Regions from separate parts of the Homo sapiens genome. Here region 2 is linked to region 1. The links are chromatin contacts, found by Hi-C or POLR2A ChIA-PET in ENCODE. All regions are on one chromosome and are shown on one strand. The core of a region is the stretch at or near the end of the contact, and the rest is flanking DNA. Distances in the headings are between cores, read along the strand shown. Region 1 has its middle 18 kb from the start of CTDSP2. Region 2 has its middle 32 kb from the start of GIHCG.

Evidence for each region. Hi-C counts contacts between places; a loop is a spot of excess contacts on that map. ChIA-PET counts read pairs that join two places held with the same protein, here RNA polymerase II (POLR2A). Pooled maps may share reads with other maps.
Region 2: a loop to region 1 is called in a map of PC-3, with 4 times the contacts of the local background. The contact joins two enhancer-like sites. A Hi-C loop is called at or near these places in 15 of 168 maps with a recorded cell type or tissue (B cell, CD4-positive, alpha-beta memory T cell, CD8-positive, alpha-beta T cell and 12 more), 8 of 37 single-sample maps with no recorded cell type and 34 of 50 pooled maps. POLR2A ChIA-PET finds 5 or more read pairs at or near these places in 36 of 52 experiments (A549, A673, AG04449 and 28 more).

The regions. Positions count from the first base shown.
Region 1 is chr12:57,861,661-57,867,467 of GRCh38, reverse strand. No RefSeq gene overlaps it. Among named protein-coding and RNA genes, the nearest start is that of CTDSP2, 18 kb to the right of the region's middle. RefSeq lists a silencer at 1,893-2,252. Within about 2 kb of position 2,072, at least 34 of the 41 ENCODE cell types and tissues checked have a DNase peak (open chromatin) inside an H3K27ac peak, as active enhancers do; they include thyroid gland, where a contact is called at or near this core.
Region 2 is chr12:57,901,117-57,907,117 of GRCh38, reverse strand. No RefSeq gene overlaps it. Among named protein-coding and RNA genes, the nearest start is that of GIHCG, 32 kb to the left of the region's middle. RefSeq lists an enhancer at 1,458-1,752. Within about 2 kb of position 1,662, at least 3 of the 41 ENCODE cell types and tissues checked have a DNase peak (open chromatin) inside an H3K27ac peak, as active enhancers do; they include thyroid gland, where a contact is called at or near this core.

The DNA.
Region 1 (5,807 bases), core at 823-3,322:
TCTACCATAGGCTTCTTCCCAGCTACTTGAGTTGGCCATACAGGTGTTTCCAGGTATCTGGATCCCTCCCACAACCAAACAGAAGGGAGTGCCTTCAGGTAAAACTCTAGTCACTTCCAAAATTATAGCAGGTCTCAAAATGCCTAAAGACAGTAGGAGTCGGCCACGCACAGTGGCTCACACCTATAATTCCAGCACTTTGAGAGGCCAAGATAGGAGGATCACTTGAGCCCAGGAGTTCAAGACTAGCCTGGGCAAAATAGGGAGACCCTGTCTCTTCCAAACAAACAAAAAAAAAGAAAGAAAATTAGCTAGGCATGGTGGCACATGCCTATAGTCCTAGCTTCTCAGGAAGCTGAGGTGGGAGGATCACTTGAGCTCAGGAGGTTGAGGCCGCAGTGAGCCATGATTACACCACTGTACTCCAGCCTGGGTGACAGGGTAAGACCCTATCTCAATTTAAAAATAAAAAGTAAAAAAAAAGACAGGGAGGTCATGCACCTGCTTACCTCCTTAGCTCTGAGTGTTCTCTAAAGAACCCCATGGACTTCCTTGTCTCCATCCAGTAGGACCAGGTGCAGGCCTTGGGATCCAGATTTATACCAGGTGCTACCAGAGCCAGCAGGCAGACCCAGCAGGAATCCCTTAAGAGCATTCTCAGGATATCCAGGGCTCGAGGTGTTTCCTGGGCCATCAGGACAAGGACAGGGAGGTCAATCCAGTGCCAGGGACTCTGCCTCCTGCCTCATTGCCAAGGGGAGAGACTCTACACAATGAAATCTGGATTACATACTAAAAGGCTTCAAACCCCTAAATGCAAGATGATGGCCCAGACTGAATCCTGAAACACAAAAAGGACAGGAGTGGAAACATGTGAAATCCAAATAAAGTCTGTAGTTTGGTTAATAGCATTGTTCCAATGTTAATTCTTCATTTTGACAAACGTACCATGGTTAGGTAAGATACTAATTTTGGGGGAAGCGGGGTGAAGAGTACATGGGAATTCTCTACACTATTGTTGCAACTTTTATGTACATCTAACAATTTTCCAAAATAAAAAGTATACTAAAATAAAATAAAGCTAAAAAAATTCAAGACCTAAGCTCAAGATTTAAGAGGCAGGAAAAGAAAAATATGAAGGGTGGGGCATGGTGGTGCATGCCTGTAATCCCAGCACTTTGGGAGGCCGAGGCAGGCAGATCACTTGAGTCCAGGAGTTCAATACCAGCCTGGCCAGCATGGTGAAACCCTGTTTCTACTAAAAATAAAAAAATTAGCCTGGCATGGCACGCACCTGTAGTCCCATCTACTCAAAGACTAAGGTGGGAGAATTGCTTGAACCCGGGAGTCGGAGGTTGCAGTGAGCCGAGATCATGCCACTGCACTCCAGGCTGGGGGACAGAACAAGACTCTGTCTCAAATATGTATGTATATATGTGTGTGTGAGTGTATATATGTATACATACATATATACACATACATCTATGCATACATACATGTATGCATACATACATGTATGCATACATATATATGTATGTATACACATACGTCTGTGTACACAGATGTATGTGTACATATATATATACACACACATACACACACACACATATGATTATTGTAAGTGTTTAAATTCAAAGAGCTGGGTTAGGTTAGGACCCCTCTTTTGGAGTTCACTATAAACTGTCCCCTTTTCATCGACAAAGAATTTCCAGGATTGGAGTAAAAATGGAAGCAAAGGAGCTCTCTGTATAGAGCGTCAGAGTGGGCGGTCAACCCGGACTAACGCCAACATCAAGGTCGGGTGAGGCCTGGCACCCGCTTGGTCTTTCGGCAATCCCGCCGGCGCTGCAGGAAGGGCAGGCTGGGGCCTGGGCTCTGCGGCCCCCCTCTCCGAGCTCGGCTCCCCGGGGAGGGTCTGGCGGCCGCGCTCCACTTAAACCCGGGGCGCTGCCAGAGGCCCCGGACACTCGGGCCGCGCCCCGCGAGGGCCCCAGCGCTGGCGGCCCCGCCTTGCCCGGCCAGCCGCCCTCGGAGGAAAAGCTGTTGCTCAACCCGGAGGAATGCGGGGCCGGCGCTCCGGCGGGGGAAGCGCGGGAGACTGCACGGCCGGCGGTGGCCGCAAACTTCGCCCCTCTGGACACTGCGGCTCCGGGCGGGAAAAGAGGGGCGGCCCCAGGCCGGGCCCCCAGCCCGGAGGTGGCCCAGCCAGAGCTCCCAACTTCGGGGCCGTTTAAAAACGGCGGCAGACGCAGGCCCGAGGGCCGAGGCAAGAACCTCCCACGGAAAGCTCCAAGGAGGCGGGGATTTCTGCCTCACTGTTGTGTTCGTGATTCATCTGCGGCGCCTGAAGAGTGTCTTGAACATAGTAGGCGCTCAGTAAACATTTTTGAAAGAATAACATAATCCCTCCCGGCCTCAGTTTCCTCCCGTCTACAGGAAGGGTTTGATCTCAGAGGGCCCTATCAACTCTGAAATTCTAGGATGCTGAGATTAAATCCCATGTGTACTACTGTGGTTTTGCTTTTAGTTTTTCGGGGACATTTTTAGTGCTACCCTTTATGATGTGCCAGGAGTGAATTTGACACCAGATGGCTTTTTTTTTTTTCTTAATAAGAAAGAAGACAAAGGGAGGGAGAAAAATATTTTCCAACTGGCAGTGCTGACAGCATTTTGGAAAAGAATCCAGGGAGGCAAAGAGGAGCTGTTTCAGCCTGATTCTGCCTTCTCCTGCACACTCTGCCACCCTGGCCTCCACCACAAACGAGGTAGATCTGAGTGGAGCTTTTTATGGATGAGGCAAAGGGAGCATCATTACAGAAGACTCCACCCCGAGTTAGCACTTGCTTTGTCCTCTGTGGCAGTCACAGCGAACTGGCCCCTGAGCCGCATGGTGGTGGATTCCAGCTATAGGCAGGGCTCTGGCTAAAGGCTGGATCTGGTGTTAATTAGAAGAACAGAGAGACACCTGGCAAATCAAAAGCTGGCGCTCCCTGCCTGGGGAACATGCAGGAAAAATAGCCAAAGTGGCAGTGCCTCTTCTGGAATTCCTCTTCTCTGGGATCCCAACTCCCTCTCATGGAAAGGCAGGGTGGAGAAGGGTTCCTTGCTCAAAATGACCTCTAGCTGAGTTTTTAATATGTCATGGCGCAGGGAAGGGAAATTCCTAGAATAAGACAATTTGGCAGTGTGCACAGGGGTGCCGACCAGGGATGCTGCAGGCAGTCTGCTTGGGTTCAAATCGTGGCTCCACTACTTACTAGTTGTTTGATAAGGATAAGTGACTTTATCTTTCTGTACCTTAGTTTCTCCAACTGTAAAATGGAATAATTAAAATTCCCACCAAAGGCAATTGTTGTGTGGACTGAATTAGATAATACAAGAAAAGTGACAGTGGTCTGCCTCTTCAAACAGACACTGGCACAAGGCAAGCACTCAATATTTTCTTATTTAAGTGACAGGACCCCCAAAACTAGAACCTTGTGCTGGACAGGTCTCAAAATGGCTGCCTGTGAAGAGCCCCACTGTGGTACTATCAACTTTGGGCAAAGAAGTCTCCATCCAGCTGACAGGTCCCTCCCTCCTCCTTCACATCCCCAGGAAACTGGAGGAAGGCCACACACGATGAGCAGAAATTATGTGTCAGGCTCCAACTTGATGGATCACCTCCAAAGGGATCTTGGAGGGAAGAAGGGAGTAGTGGGCAAGGAGAAGAGGACTGTTGGTGCCAGTTTGGGAGGCTGGGACTAATGCAGTAGATGGTATATAAACCAGTGCACTGTGTACCATAGGTGGCTTGTGATGGCCACCCATGGTCTATACCTCTGTTGAATGTCCTTGATTTTCTACTGATAAATTGTTTCAGATGCAGTGTTCTCGAATTTGACCAGCAAACTCCTTGAGGCCAAGTCTTGTCTTTCTGTCATGGTATCCACCCGACACAAACATGTCAAAGATGCTACTCACAAAGTAAAGACTTCAGAGGCGCTTATTGACTGGATGAGATGTTAAACAGGGGAGCAGATTGGAATTCCAGACTGCATGGGCAAGGGGAGACAGAGGCAGCTGGGCATGTAAGGATCAGAGGTGTGACTCATCTGCTGGCCCCAAGTATCCTCCCTCAAACCCACAGTAGAAAATCAAGTAGCAGATCTATTTATCAGTAGAAAATCAAGGACATCCAACCAAATTATAGACCATAGGTGGCCAGCACAAGCCACCTATGGTATATAATGCACTCCAAATATTCCACTCAAACCTCTCCAGCTTCCAGAAAGTCAGCAACACCAGGGTTCCCAACCTGTCCTGCCACAGGGGAGGTGATATCCATGCCAGCCCTGGGAAAATATATCTCTCCAGCTGCTCTGTCATTCCTGGCCTGCAGGAGCCTCCAAGGCAAACTTTGCTGCCATTTCTTTCCCTTTTCTGAATGGACATTGGACTTCCATTGCTGTAGTCAGGACAGAGCCCACAGTTGCCCTGAGATGTCTTCTGGAGTCCTCCTAAGTTTCTTCATGTGGCTGGCCCATCCCTGTACCCACAGGCTATGTAACCTGCGGCAGGTGCATTACATGAATGTTCAGTAAATATTAAAGCGAACTGAAGGCCCCCCTCGATGGCTCACGCCTGTAATCCCAGCACTTTGGGAGGCCGAGTTGGGCGGATCTCCTCTTCTTCAGAGGAGACTTTCTTGACCATCTTCTATCAAAATTAACTGCCCCCCGCCCCGCCAAATTACTTCCCATTATCTTATCCTGTTTATTTTGTTACTTACATGTTCATTGTCTCTCTACCCCACCCAGACTGAAAGTTTCCCTAAGAGCAGGGACCTCGTATTTCTGTCCATCACTGTATCCCACCCCCTTTCACAGTGCCTGGCATATGGCAAGTGTCTGCTTGATGAGTGGTGGCCTCCTTCTCCCTGAGTTAGTCCCCTTCTCTCTAACATTTTCAATCAGTTCTTTTCTATTAGGTAATTCTTCTGCCTTCAAAAATGCATCAGCTCCTTTATTTTGCAAACTCTTTTCATTTCACCCTTTAGCCATCAGCTTATTTTCCCATCTTTCGCCCCACCTGCTACCCAGGAAAAATAGCTAGCCTTCATGTGTCAGAACCTTTCAACTGAAAGCACAGAAGACCAACTAAAAGCACCTTACACAATGGGCAAGTATATTATTTTTTAGAGGCAGAGAGCATTAATTCCACCTTTAATAAAGTCAGCTTCTCTGTGATTCTTTCCGAAAACCCTGGCCTAGCGGGCTTCCCCTTGTGTGTCCTTGGCCAGCGCTGCCTCACATGCCTAAACCTAAACCAATCACTGGCACAGAGGCAGGAAGTGCCCTGGTTGGCTGAGACTCATCAACATTATCCCCTGTGGCTGAGGAGGGGGTCTCCTTCCTTGGGTACAGGGCACGTAAATTTCAGGACAAAATCAAGCCTTTACCAGCACAGAAGAAGGGTAGAGTGTAGCTGTTGAATCTATGAGCTGCCCAATAACCTTCCAATAAATTGTTTTTCTGCTTAAGTTAGCCAGAGTTGGTTTCTGTGGCTTGTAATCACAGAAGCCTGGCCGAGCTACACTCAGGGGCTGCCTGATGAGATGACAGGAGCAGCCTTCTCAGCCAGGAGGAGTGCTATCAGCAACATCTGTGAGGCGGCATAGAATGACCATATAGAAGCACACAGAAAATAGTCCCAGGACGTCAGGAAAAGACTGTGGAGTCATGCATGAGAGCTGAGTTATTACAGCTTAGAGTCAGAGGCTATGTATTTTAGGTGACTCATTGCGACTATACCCCCAGGCTATGTAA
Region 2 (6,001 bases), core at 413-2,912, 40 kb before region 1:
AAATATGAAGACAAGCATTGAACAAATAAATAAGCAAACACATGGTGCAGAAAACACAAGAGCAATTCCATCTGGCCAAGGCTTCTGATCCTGTTAGGTGGACTCTCGCCCAGTGTTGGCTGACCCTTTAAGGACACCTCCCCAGGCCAGTTTCCCCTTCGGTTCTCCTCCTCTCCTAGCTCCTCTTCTGCCCCTCCCCACCCATCCTTTGGTCACCAGAGTTCATCCTCCACTTTCCCCACTGGTCACACACTCCACACACTCTCCAGGTTTCCTTCATTCAGTTTTGTGATCCTAAACCCAGACCCATGTATTCAGATACCCTCTAGACATCGACCTGGAGGTGCCACAAACACCACCACTATGTTCTTTACCTTCCTGTCAAAATCTGCTCCACGCAGACCCCATGCCAAAACTCTGGGTGGCAGCCATCCTAGACCCTTCTCTCTCTTTCATTGCCTCTACCGATTCTGTATTCCCAACAGTACTCAAATCCATGCTTTCCTCAATGTTCCCATTTCTCCGCCTTAGGATTTCATCATCACTCACTGGGTTATTTCAGTAGCCTACTAATTAGTTATCGGCCTCCTTCTCGCTGCTGCCAAAATTGTTTTTAAAATATAAATATGATCATGTCACTCCTCTGCTTAAATCCTTCAAAGGCCCTCCACCCACACCCTCCCTCACCTCTTCTAGCATGACGTTCAAATTCCTTAGTGTTATGACCTGCACCCCACCCCCCATAACCTCTTCATCCTCCTCTCTCACCATTCCCACCATCATCATTCATAGATGCATTCATTCGGCAAGGATTTATGCAGCATCTGCTACCTACCTCATACCATATGCTACAGCCGAATGCAATGTCCCACCTGCCTGCGTGTGCTTCTCAACTGCCTGGGCCTCCCTCTCTGATCCCCACCCTTACCCACCTACCTGGAAAACTCCTCATTCTCTGAGACACAAGTCAGGTGCTAGCTCCTCTCTTTTAAGCCTTCACTTACCTCAGGTAGAGGGGGCCATTCTGACATCTGTCCTCACAGTATCGCATGCTCTCCCAATGTTATTGCACCTACCACATTACATGGCATTTACTCGCTTTATTGTATGACTTTTCTGCTACACCTTTAACTCTTTGAGGACAGGGCTTATTCATATCTAATTCATCCTTAAGTCCCTAACAGCACGTAGTACAGAGGCACATAGTAAAAACTCAATAAAATTTTATTGACTCATTTCTAAGATCCTTTCCAGCTCTAAAATTCTATGATTCAAAAACAGGATAAAGATATTTTTAATTGAGAATATGTCATAAAACTCCACCCCGCTCCACCCAAAATTATGAATTGGGATTGTCATATTTGGGGTTTTTGTCAATCTCCTGTGGGCAGCAGGCAGTAACTGCAGATACCATGCCAGCGTCGGTGCTGTCCTGGCTCCTCCCGGAGCCCCATCTGCTTTAGGGCATTAAGTAAACGTTGACTTTAACTGCCTTCCTTCCTGATCTGTATCTTTTCTGTAATCCTGAACAACGCAGGGCAAGGATTCCTACCTAGGGCGTCATACCACCTCTTGCCACGAGAGGACAGCAGGGAGCCCTGGCCTGTGTTAAAACCTTTCTGGCCACCAGATGGTTCCCAACACCACTTTGATGGAGGCCAGGACTTAATTTAAATCACGTGCACTCGACAATCGTTTTCCTTTATTCCCGCTCCCTGAAAAGTGAACTCTCTCCCACAGGTGAACACACAAATACCTGCCAATTGTCTAGAGTTTTTATGTTACTTTGCTTAGGAAGAGGAAATGTAGGAAGAGAGAGGAGCAACACTGAGAGCTTTTAAACATTGGCTAGAAAGAGAGGCTTTCTTTAGATTTTTTTTTTTTTTCGTGACAGGGTCTCTGTCACCCAGGCTGGAGTGCAGGCGTTAGCCACCGCACCTGGCCGCTAGTGGTGTTTTTATTAAGAAAATAACAAATAGACATACCTAAAAGCAAAACAAACAAAACCCCTTCAAAAAGTCCTGGACAGGCCGGGCGCGGTGGCTCACGCCTGTAATCTCAACACTTTGGAAGGCCAAGGCGGGTGGATCACTTGAGGTCAGGAGTTCCAAACCAGCCTGGTCAACATGGTGAAACCCCATCTCTACTAAAAATACAAAACAAATTAGCTGGGCGTGGTGGTGGGCGCCTGTAATCCCAGCTACTCAGGAGGCTGAGGCAGGAGAATCGCTTGAACCGGGGAGGCGGAGTTTGCAGTGAGCCAAGATGGTGCCACTGCACTCCAGCCTGGGCGACAAAGCAAGACTTCATCTTAAAAAAAAAAAAAAAAAAAAAAGTCCTGGGCAGAGAGGGTGAATCCCTTCATCATCAAATTATATTCCTGAAAGCCCAGCATTCTCACCGTGGCTCAAACAACCAAAATGAGAGGAGATGTGTTTGTGAACTAAAGAAAATCCGTGTAGGGGACAGTTTTGCTGTGCCTAGAAAAGTGTGTAGGCCAGGTGCTGTCACCCAAGCCCTTGTGGACTGGCAGGTGCGAAAAGAGGAGGCGAGATGAGGAAGCAAATCCTTCAAACCTGCTTCAAGGAAGATGCTTTGCCTTGATGGGCAGCAAATTCAAGAGAGGAGCTTTTCATGTTAGTTCTGGATAGACCTCTGGAATTTATATTCCCCTTAAATGCTTTTGGGCCCTCCCATTAAATATGGGTGGTCATCTTTTACCCCAAGGAAGAAATTTCCGTGAAAAACCAGGATGCACATCCAGATTGCATGAAAAGACTGCACTCGGGGTATCTGGTGTTTGCAATCAGCAAGAAAAACTATCCAGGGAGCCTCATGGCTATTTTTATTTTGTAGACCCCAGAAGAAAAAAAGTGCACACCCTGCTTTTCTTCTTTGTATACTGGTGCTTTCTCCTCAGTTAAAAGAAAACTGTTTATATCAAAGCTGATTATAGGAAGATTTTTGGGGGTTTTTTTGGCCATGTCATGAGGTGTTTTTTATTTTCAGTAATCGTGCAAATAATGTTCTTTAATGAAAATTATTTGTATGATTAATACAAAATTATTTGTATTAATTTTCATTACAGAAAATTATTTGTATTATTTTCATTATAGAAAATTATTTGTATGATTTTCCATTATAGAAAATTATTGTATGATTATTGAAAATAAAACACACCTCATGGCATGGCAAAAAAAAAAAAACCCTGCTATAATCAGCTTCTTCCACATGGCAGCTGGAGTCTGGAAGATGATGGGGTCGGGAATCCTCCAGGCTCTTAGGAAGTCTCACACCGCTTCTCCTGCTCAGCAGTCTCTTGGGTTGGTTGGCAGGGTGTTCTGCATCCCCATTTTCCTTAGCTTGGCCTTATGAAAGCTAGCGATTTCCTCCATGCCCAGTTCGTCTGCCATTTTCTTAAAACAATCCGAGGCGTCCTGCTCTGAGCCCAAGCTCCTGATGCTCCCGCTGGCATCACTGCAGCAAAAGACCTGTAGGAGGTATTTTTAACTCCAAAATAAATGTTAGTACCCAATCACCCACAGAATGTGTGTGACCTTCCCTGACCTGCCCACTAAAGTCAATCCCATATTATTCTCTGTCGCAGCACGTGTGTATGTCCCTCACAGCACTTACAACAGCTGTTTTTTGTTTGTTTACTTGTTTATTGATTATCCCTCTCACTAGACTGTAGGCTCTGTGAGGGCAGGCCCTAGGTCTGTTCACCACTCTTTCAGCTCTTAACAAAATGGCACAGAATGTGAATGTGGTAAGCAGTTGTTGGATGAGTAAATGAGTGAAGAGAAAGCTTAATGTCATCCAAATTGTACTGAATGCAAGACAGGGAAAAATGGAATCTTGGCTGGTTTCTCCATTGAACATTCTTTCAGGCATGAACAGGACTATTAAGTCTATTGCTCTTTTTCAATAGAGCCCAATTATAATTACTGTTAATTTACCTGTGTTCTCCAAGAGGGACTATTTAAGCCAATTATTGACATTAAAACATAGAAATATGAAATTTCACTGTTGAGATGGCAATCTATTTAAAATATGTTCTAATTTGACTCTTTTGTTATGAGGCTTTCCTGACAAATCTCCTTATAAAAGCCAAGCCTTCCCCTAATTGAGACTAATCATGGTAGAACCATTAGTATGCTGCAGACAACAGGGCTGAAGAGCGAGCTAGTCCCAGAGTTGAATCCAAGCTTGGCCACTGACAGCCCTGTGACCTGGAGCAAGTCAGCTTTCTTGAGCCTCCATCAGGGCTGCATGCCTGGTACAGGCCAGACCCTCAGAACTATTCCATTCCACCACTCTCACCACCAGCCAAGGGCAGCCAAGCTACACAAGGCACTTCAGAATTCCTCACCAGGGCATTAGTAACGTTTCACTTAAGAAATGAGAATGCAGGCCACATTCCTATTGCTCCAACTCAAACTTTCTCTCCCGTCTCTGTTTGTTTTACCCTTTAATAGAAGATGGGCTTCCACAGTGTACACACTCCCTACCCTATTGCTCCTACTTACACAGAACTACATTGCTCCTCCTGCCACTTCCACAAAGCCTCCAATTGCAGCTTTTTACATTCTTGTGCAACACAGCTAGTGTTCAAGGGCTAAAGAGGGCAAATGTGGTACAGAGGCTCAGGTTTTTCTAGTTCCATCATCAATGGCTTGCAGTGAGGAGATACACATGCAGCATGTAGCCACACACACAGCAGAAACAGGGTATATTTCTTTACTATTCAGAAAGCCTTCACAAATCAATTAGGAAAAAGCAAACTACTCAATAGAAAAATGAAGAAAACAGAAAAAGAAATGTAAAAGGCCAGTAGCCTGTGAAAATATGCTCAAGCTTACCCATAATTAAGACAGATCAAAACAGTGAGACACCATTTTCACCTATCAGATTAACAAAAATTAAAATCATTCAGGCCCAGTGTTGGCAGCAGTGTGGAAAACCAGGCACTCTTATACACTATTGACAGAAGTACAAGCTGAGCAATTAACAATATAAAAAATTTAAATACAAAACTCAACTATATTACATCAACTTCTGTTCATCAAAAGTCCACTCGTTTTAAAAGTGAAAAGATAGCCAAGCATGGTGGTGTATGCCTGTATTCCCAGCTCAAGGCAGGAGGATCACCTGAGCCCAAGAGTTCGAGGCTGCACTGAGCTGTGATCGCACCATTGTGCTACAGCCTGGGCAGCAGACTGAGACCCCGTCTCAAGAAAAAAAAAAGTGAAAAGAATCAACAGATGGGAAAGATATTTGCAAAACATTTAACTGATAACAGACTAGTAAGCATAATATTTAATGGAATTCTATAATCAATATGGAAAGGACAAGCACTCCAAAAGAAGAAAATGGGCAAAGGTAATTATCATAAGAAGAGATACGTATAGCAAAAAAATAAAATATGTGAAAAGATGCCTAACCTCACTAGTAATCAGAGAAATGTAAACCACAACAAGAAAGCATTTCACACCAATCAATTCCACAAAAATTAAAAGTTTGACAACAGCAAGTGATGGTGAGGAGGTGGAGTAACTGACTGTGGATAAGAGTGTAAATTACAATAACCACTTTGGAAAGACTTTTTTTTTTTTTCCTTTTTTTTTTTTCTTTTTTTGAGAGAGTCTCACTCTGTCACCCAGGCTGGAGGGCAGTGGTGCAGTCTCGGCTCACTGCACCTCCATCTCCTGGGTTCAAGCAATTCTCCTGCTTCAGCCTCTGGAGTAGCTGGTAGCTGGGATTACGGGCTCACACTGCCACATCCAGCTCATTTTTTTTTTTTTTTTTTTTTTTTGAGATGGAGTCTCGCTCTGTCGCCCAGGCCAGAGTGCAGTGGCATGATCTCGGCTCACTGCGAGCTCTGCCTCCCGGGTTCTTGCCATTCTCCTGCCTCAGCCTCCCGAGTAGCTGGGAGTACAGGCACCCGCCACCACGCCCGGCTAATTTTTTTGTATTTTTAGTAGAGAAGGGGTTTCACCGT